Regions from separate parts of the Homo sapiens genome. Here region 1 is linked to region 2. Evidence: read pairs that join two places in POLR2A ChIA-PET (ENCODE). Cell type or tissue: MCF 10A. All regions are shown on one strand. Each heading gives the region's core, and the rest is flanking DNA. Links, peaks and the distances in the headings are about the cores only.

Region 1 (4,411 bases), core at 243-4,242, 94 kb after region 2:
AACAAGATCTTACACAGAAAAAAAAAAAACCCATAAAAAGACAAGGAGAAGGGAACAGACAGGCAGAATCATTGCCTCCTGTGTATTTCTCCTTTTCCCCTATGCCTAGTATTGGTTACATAAGCCAAGAACACAGAAGGAATGTTCAGTTACGACTTTAGGTGTGTTCTTTACTCTTCATGGCTCATCAAAAGAATAGTCTCAGATATATTACGTATGTACTTACACCAACTGCAGTTGACCAGTCATTCCATTTTCCAGATGAGAAAATTGAAGTTCAGAACTACTTAACAACGACTACTAAGTCACCCTGGTGAGTGGAAGATCAGCTACTCAAAGCAGCACTCTTCTTAGAAAAAGCAGCATTTAATATAAAGATAAACTTTGACTTCCACAAGGTCACATAATATAGTTTCAAACAATGATTCACTTTCCATCCTTTTTGCAGAACAAAGCCAACATTTGATGGGAACTCTCACGTTGCCCAGTGAGCTCAGTAGCTTACTGAATAGTTGGAAGTTTGGGGAAATCCTGTAACTAAAGGAAAGCAGGGATATGTAATATCAGATGAAATGGAAAAGTCTGCTTGAAACAAATTGTTTCAAAATATGAGAGGTCTGTTGGACTCTGCCTGTGGCTTGAAGAATTGCTTGAGGAAAAGCGTGGTGATGAAAAACGAGGTTAGTTCTTTCTTCAAGAAAGGCTCAACAAGTTCAAAACTGAAGTGAAGCCATTCTTACCAGAGAGGTTTCAATCAGGGAGTATGTCAGAGGTGCTTGGATGCAGTCCCTATTCCCACCATCCTTTTTTTCAGTAAAAGTCTTTTATGGATGATACAGATGCTGAGGAGAGGAGACTGGGGAACACTGTATCAAAAGGCTTCAAATGTCAATACACTTGTTATTCAAACTTTAAATCTTACTAGTTACAGTGCAACGCAGTATACTGCAGTAAAATATACACTCAGGAATAAATAAACAACCTTCATATAGGCATGCTGTTATTCCTATTTATTAGTAGTTCTATATAAAACTCCACCTGTATTGATATTTCACTATTTATATAACTCATTATACGTATACACACATGCAAAGTTCAAGTGGTACTGTGGCTTATCAAATGACTGCTTGACGTGGCTAAACAATAAATTTGTGAACTTGGGGGTGGGAGTCATACATTGGGACTTGGGGGAAGTGAAGCCTGATACCTAAGCAGAAGGTAAGTTTATCTCTGTGTTTTTGTTTTGTTTTCTGTTTGTTTTGTCTTGTCTTGTCTTGTTTTTAGTCGGATCACACTCATCCAGGAAATGTATCTTTTCTTGCAAAAGAAGGAATTAAGTATTCTACAAGACTAGAGAGCTCAGAGAGAATACTGAACAAAAACAGAGAGTGAAGGAAGTGAAGGTCAGCCACAACAAAAGTAGTAGCTTTTTGTCCCACAGAAGAAAGGAGCCATGAATTTTACACAACATAACTGTCTTAAATGTCAGTATGTTATGTACTAGAGAAAGCCTTAATAAAATGTGTTACTTAAACAAATAGGGATTAAAATGTTCAGGGACTGAGATCGAAACCCTAATATCAAACAGAAGTGGCCATGCTGATGGAGATTGCTACTGGACGAAAACACAGCCATTGTAGAAGACAGTGTGGTGATTCCTCAAGGATCTAGAACCAGAAATATCATTTGACCCAGCAATCCCATTACTGGGTATATACCCAAAGAATTATAAATCATTCTACTATAAAGACACATGCACACGTATGTTTATTGCAGCACTGTTCACAATAGCAAAGACTTGGAACCAACCCAAATGCCCATTAATAATAGACTAGATAAAGAAAATGTGGCACATATACACCATGGAATACTATGCAGCCATAAAATAGGATTAGTTTGTGTCCTTTGCAGGGACATGGATAAAGCTGGAAACCATCATTCTCAGCAAGCGAACACAAGTAGAGAAAACCAAACAACGCATGTTCTCACTCATAAGTGGGAGTTGAACAATGAGAACACATGGACGCAGAGAGGGGAACATCACACACCAGGGCCTGTTGGTGGGTGAGAGGCTAGGGGAGGGATAGCATTAGGAGAAATACCTAATGTAGATGACGGGTTGATGGGTGAAGCAAACCACCATGGCATGTGTACACCTATGTAACAAACCTGTATCTTCTGCACATGTATCCCAGAACTTAAAGTATAATAAAAAAATTTTTTTAATTATATGTGCTTAAAAAAAATAAACCACAGAGGCTGCAACAAAACCTGATTCATGTGCAAAATGACTAGGAGAAAAAAACACAGGTACATAATCAATATATATCACTTGGGCAATTAATTTTGCTAAGTCCCTCTACTGAGGGCTTGGACATTAAAATTAAACCAACTTTATATATAAATGATATATAGTTAATCTGTTTTTTGTGTGTGATATAATTACTGTTTTGTCTGTGTATACACGTCAACAATTACTGATATTATTGCAGTAGTTATTTCTTGTCATTGAAAATCACCTCCATTCTTCTATTCTACAAACACTTACTGAGCAATTATTAAATATTTTTTGGAAGCCAGATGCTAAATTCTATGCCAAGCAGACACTAATTTATCTTTTTTTAAGATTTCAATGCCTGGAATAGGAAAAGAAAGTAAGCTATATCCTTAAGGAGATGTTGCCTTAAAATATGTTCTGTCATAGTGGATTATATATTTATAGTATCAGAAAAAAACCTATTTTAAAGGTTAATGGGAGAATTTTCTCTCAAATTAGACACTCAAGAACTTAACTAAATTCCAGTTGCATACACATAGTAAAATCCATGAGTGATCTCTTTATACATTTTAAAATCCTAAATAAATGCTTGGCAAAGAATGCTACGCAGTCATTTTAATAAGATGATTCTAATACCTTGACTTCTTTTCATGGTGCCTAAATTCCAAATAAAAGCAAAACATTGCCACAAGCATATTAAGAGAAAACACTGCCTTTTAAACTGGCTCTGTGGCTTTAAACTGAGAAAAAAACCTATTCTCTAATATATGGTTTGACATATTTTTCTGCTTTGTGAAGCACTGAAAAGTAACAGAATCAAAGCATACATGGTGAGTTTTGCCTGTACTGTTGAGATTTGTTAAGACAAAATACTACTTATTAGAAATGAAGGAGAAATTAAAAACAACTTTTTGCGCCTGGTGCAGTGGCTCATGCCTGTAATCCCAGTACTTTGGGAAGCCCAGCGGGGCAGACCATTTGAGGTCAGTAGTTCAAGATCAGCCTGGCCAACATGGTTAAATCCCATCTCTACTAAACATACAAAAATTAGCCAGGCATGGTGGCATATGCCTGTAGTCTCAGCTACTCGGGAGGTTGAGGCAGGGGGATTGCTTGAACCTGGGAGGCAGAGGTTGCAGTGAGCCGAGATCACACCATTGCACTCCAGCCCTCCAGTCTGGGTGGCAGAGTGAGACTCTATCTCAAAAAAAGAAAAAAAAGGTTTTATGTTTAAACCAAGAGCAGTTAAACTAATGTATTGATCAGTTAACAGCATCAGTAAAACCAAGGGCACCAAACTCAAAAGAGAGACAAGTTGGGGATCATGGCATTAGAAAAGACTCATATAAATGGACAGAGCCAAAACAAAAGATGAGCTTATTGTTACAAAGATCTGCTTATTAGGGCATTGTGGCAGTGAGGAAGAGATAAGGACTAAGATGAAGAGTAGATACATTTGATCAGAAACTTAGCTGTAACATGGCAAAGTCTTGAAACTTGAACTTTATTTTATTACTGTTTCCACGTGAGTTTCTGGACATCCACTGGGGCACGTCAAATTACAAAAATGACTGACTACTACTGGATATTTAGCCAGTGGATCTGCTAGTAGAGAAGCCCTGTTACATGAAGAAAAATAAAAAAGCCCACAACTAAAACATCTAATAAAAGTAAATCTCCATGGATCAGTCACAATCATTTCTAATACACAAAAAATTGATGTATTAAGTGAAAGAGTTCAGGTAATGGATATGTCAGAAATTTACCATTTGATTCACTTGGAAATATTCCTGTCACCTTCTAACTAAAAATCCCAACTGATTTGTTATTTTGGAATGACAACACCATGCTGTATCTCTTGGTTTTAAATTAGGCTCCTATAATCCATGTCTGACTTGATTATTTTCTTACTGGATCAATAGAATAGAAGTAATTCTGGAGCAAATGTACTCTGTAGTCTGAATGTATGGAATTCAAAACATGTCTATTGAAAAATTTAGTTAGATTCAATATTTTTTGGTGGAGAAACTGGTTTGGAATTCAATATTATTAATATGAACTATTTATAATTTTGATTAGAATTTTTTCACATTCAGTTCATCCGTTTGAGTAAGATCAATTTCAAGGTACTAT
Region 2 (4,411 bases), core at 136-4,135:
CACCAACAACCGCGTAAGTCCAGCTACTTTGAAATCTGCTTTGTTAAAAGGCACTTTCAAAAAAGTTAAATTCACAAACCTTATGCAGACATGAGATGAGCACATGTCAAAAAAGCAGAGACTTTTGTAGCTCGACTTTACTAAAATCAATTTGCAAATGGCTGGCTGCAAACTTGGCTTTTTCATCAGGGTCGGGAGCTGGAGCAGAGGCATGGGGAGAAAAGAATAATTTCTCCACTGCACAGAATTTATTTGCATATCTATAGACCAGAATTATAGTCTTTGCTATCAGTCATCTCCAATTTACGGAATCGTAAAATAGCTCAAAGGCAATGAAAGCCCAGAGCCCTCACAGAAACAGAATCAGACAACTAAGAATGTGCTTTAAACAATACATAGTTTCGAATTGGAGCACAAATTTTCCCTATAGCTTTTATATTCCAATTTTTAAAACTATTTTTTAGAATGAATATTTGATTATTGTGTGTGTTTAGTTCTTAGTCATCATTAATCTTTGCAAAAACAGGAAACAAATCTGCTTACCACTTCATCTCTAGCATCAGGTGAATGTAATGTCTTAAATATGGTAAGTGCTCAATAAATATCGTTTAAATTAATGAGAAAGAAAAAAGACCACAATTTTTTATCTGAGGAATGTGAGCTGCTTTAAATTGTCAGGCCCAGAAAGGCATTTAAAATGTAACAGCAGTCATGTCTCACTCCCCTTTGAGCTAAATAATTACCTCTTGAAGGCACTTGCTATCCAGGCTCTCTAGACAAACTAGTATCAAGAAGCCATAAAATGCCGTACACCATAGAGTTCAGCAATGTATAGTCAATCACTAGCCAATGTTATTTTTGTAAACCAGCGGATATTCCTGAAAAACAACTTTTGCTTTTGTAATCGCCCCTCCTGATTCTTTTTTTTTTTTTTTTACTTAAAAACTCTATCTTCTTCCTTTTTCTTTGGAACATTCTCCAAGGCAACCAGGCTGCAGTCCTCAACCTTGGCCCAAATAAACTCTTTATATTAATTTTGCTTCAGCTTCTTCCTTTTAGGTTGACATGAACAATAACCTTAATCACAGCTGATGTTAGTGAATATCACTGTATCACTTGTGGCTATATAATTTTATAGAATCTATACAAGCAGAAAATTAAAAGAAACAATATTATTATTATTTTATTTTATTTATTTATTTATTTATTTTTGAGACAGAGTCTCACTCTGTCGCCCAGGCTGGAGTACAGTGGTGCGATCTCGGCTCAATGCAATCTCCCCCTCCTGGGTTCAAGCCATTATCCTGTCTCAGCCTGCCGAGTAGCTGGGACTACAGGCGCCTGCCACCACGCCCGGCTAATTTTTTCTATTTTTTGGTAAAGATGGGGTTTCACCGTGTTAGCCAGGATGGTTTCGATCTCCTGACCTCGTCATCCGCCCACCTCGGCCTCCCAAAGTGCTGGGATTACAGGCGTGAGCCACCAGGCCTGGCCAAGAAACAATATTAAACATCTCAATTTATGTTACTACTGTGACAACTCTGAAAATCCAATTCAGAGTTACAATTTATCAAAAGAAATTAAACTTTTCATGCACTTGTCAGTGAAAGTATTAATAATAAAACACTTTATTCCAAAATGAATCCTAAAAACAAAGCTTCTATAAACTTTTAATAACCAAAAAAGTGACACATCAGAAATCTTAAAAAAAACTCTTTGAAGAAATAATTAAATCAAGCTAATTAAATTATGGAAAGTTATAAGAATGCAGGTACCTCATAAGATGTTAGTCTGATCATTGTTTTCTGACTTTCCTCAAAAATTCCCTAAAATGTATTCTTTTTCAACCACTGAATAGAGACATAGTGCAAGTTATTTTGTTTGCTACATAACAGTTATGTGTGTGTGTTTGTGTGTGTGTGTGTGCATGAGTGTGCAGACAAAGCAAGTGAGAAAAGGTTTAAACTTCAGATTGGGATCAATGTAGTGTGATTTATGAATATCATAGTTGGAATTGGTGGCAATTTATACTGGAACAATTCCTGCATAAAATACCACTTTTGAATTTATTGGTTTAGAACAATCACTATTAGTAATTTTCAATCATTTGTGGAATGGTTGTGTGGTTGTGTTCACGTGAGTCGAGTGTGGCTGGACCCAGCAGGGCTTGCTATGGCTTCTGGGTGGTGACCTTGCTGGAAACTGGCTGTTCCTGCTTATTCTTAGCTGATGACTCAGCTCTTCTCCTGTCTCTAACATCTCTCATCTGGCCTGTCTGGGCTTGCTCTCAAGGTGAAGGCAGAGGAGTAAAATAGAGGATGGAAGCATGCAAAGACTCTTGAGACCTAGGCTCAGAACCAGAACTGACACAGAGTAACTTCTACAACACAGAGTAACTTCCAGAGGGCTAAGCAAATCACAGGGACAGTTCAAATTCAAGAAACTGAGAAATAAACTCCCTTTTCATGGGAGAAAGAACAAAGTTATAGTCAAGTTATATTTTAAAGGGCATGAAAAAAGTAGGACCATTTTCAATCTACCAATATAATCAGGATGAGGAATCGAAACTTTTGTTATCATTACCTTAACTCATACAGAAAGTAGTGTCTTTGATTGGGCTTTGTGTTGCCGGTTCTGGAAACCCCAGCTCTTCATTCATAGACAGAAAACTGGCAGCACCAAATCACCCATGGTGGGAATATTTATACCAAAGAAACAATCAAATGCTTTTTGATTTTTTAGATAGCTATTTGTTGAATATTTATCAACATATAATTGGGTTCATTCATATACCAAACCCTAAAACATATAATATAGCGTATGGGAGATTGGAGATAAGAGACAGAAAAATGAAATTGGAGTTTGAAAAACTGGAGATTCATGTTAGAAACTTTAAAATACAAAAAAAAAAACTGGTAAAACTAAAGCCCCTAGATAGCGGTGATTTTTAAAAAAATGGAAATAATAGTGTCTAGTATTATTGGGTATTACAAGGTGAGCACATACAAGAATTGGCTAGTTTTTGAGAAAAAAAAAGGAAGAAAATAGATTTCAGAAATGGAAGGCCTTATGAGACTGAAATCATTGCCTGTCTTTTCCCATGAAAGGATATGAGATAGGACTGAAAAATTATCTGAGGGGCAAGATCCAGTAAAATTTTTTATTTGGATGAAGCGAAAAGCTTTGCAGTTCCCAGTTGTCCGAAGAGTCAGGTCCAAGCACTTTGTCAGAACATGCAACACTCTCGATGCTCTATTTCCTTCTTTCTTTTCTAGTATTATCTTTTCCCCTTACTTTAACTTCAGTTGTCCCAAACTGCTTTGTTTGAGTAATCTTTCTCATTTCCAAGACTTTTTAAAATAATTATTTTAGGCATCACAGTGACTACAGTTAATAACAATATATTGTGTACTTGAAAATTGCTAAGAGAGTAGATTTTAAGTTGTCTTACCAAAAATAAATAAATATGTTCGGCAATATATATGCTAATTAGCTGGATTTACTCATTCTACAATGTACAAATAGAACAAAGCACCATGTTGTACACCATCAATATATGCAATTTTATTTTTCAATTAAAAATCAAATAAATTGTATGTATTCAAGGTGGACAACGTGATGATTTAAAAAGTGTATGTGGTATACTGATTACCTCAGTCAAGTTAACACATCCATCACTACCCATAGTGACCGTTTTTTGTGTGTGTGCGGTGAGAACACTTAAAATCTGCTCTCTTGCCAAATTTCAAGTAAACTATTGGATCAATATTATTTATCTTTGTAATATCAATATGTCAATCCCTAAGCTACTAATATGTAGTCATCTCTGAGGACTAAACTGTTTTCTTCTCCAAAAATCATTTTCTGATCATTTTTGTGTGGTATAGATTGAGCCACAAATTATATTGGATTATAACATTGTATTATATTAAACAGTTATTTTAAATATTTTTGCCACTGGTTTCAGAGTTTCATAAAAGCTAGATCTCTGCCAAATTTATCGTTATACTTGGTGCAGATTATATATTAAATATTCAGGGACAATCTGCTAAATGAAATAATTAAAGATAATTTAAGATAATTAAAGATAATGGATATGAAAGTGTTTTCAAATATGTTGTTATTGGCTGGATGAGGTGGCTCTTGCCTGTAATCCCAGCACTTTGGGAGGCAGGCGCCTGTGGATCATTTGAGGTCAGGAGTTGGAGACCAGCCTGACCAACATGGTGAAACCCCGTCTCTACTAAAAATACAAAAAAATTCACCTGGCGCGGCAGCGCATGCCTATAATCCCAGCTATTTGGGAGGCTGAGGCTGGATAATCTCTTGAATTTCGGAGGCAGAGGTTGCAGTGAGCTGAGATTGCGCCACTGCACTCCAGCCTGGGTGAAAGAGCAAGAGTCCATCTCAG

Evidence for each region. ChIA-PET counts read pairs that join two places held together with the same protein. Peaks named below come from ENCODE experiments on the same cell type or tissue, not always from the same donor. Only the 100,000 strongest peaks of a DNase experiment are listed, where the experiment ranks them.
Region 1: POLR2A ChIA-PET joins it to region 2 with 5 read pairs; 2 of 35 experiments call an interaction of 5 or more read pairs at or near these places.

The regions. Positions count from the first base shown.
Region 1 is chr5:19,414,782-19,419,192 of GRCh38, forward strand. No RefSeq gene overlaps it. Among named protein-coding and RNA genes, the nearest start is that of CDH18, 570 kb to the right of the region's middle. In MCF 10A, for the core only: no CTCF peak of the experiment used is centred there; no DNase peak of the experiment used is centred there.
Region 2 is chr5:19,320,685-19,325,095 of GRCh38, forward strand. No RefSeq gene overlaps it. Among named protein-coding and RNA genes, the nearest start is that of LINC02100, 580 kb to the left of the region's middle. In MCF 10A, for the core only: no CTCF peak of the experiment used is centred there; a DNase peak (open chromatin) is centred at 2,257.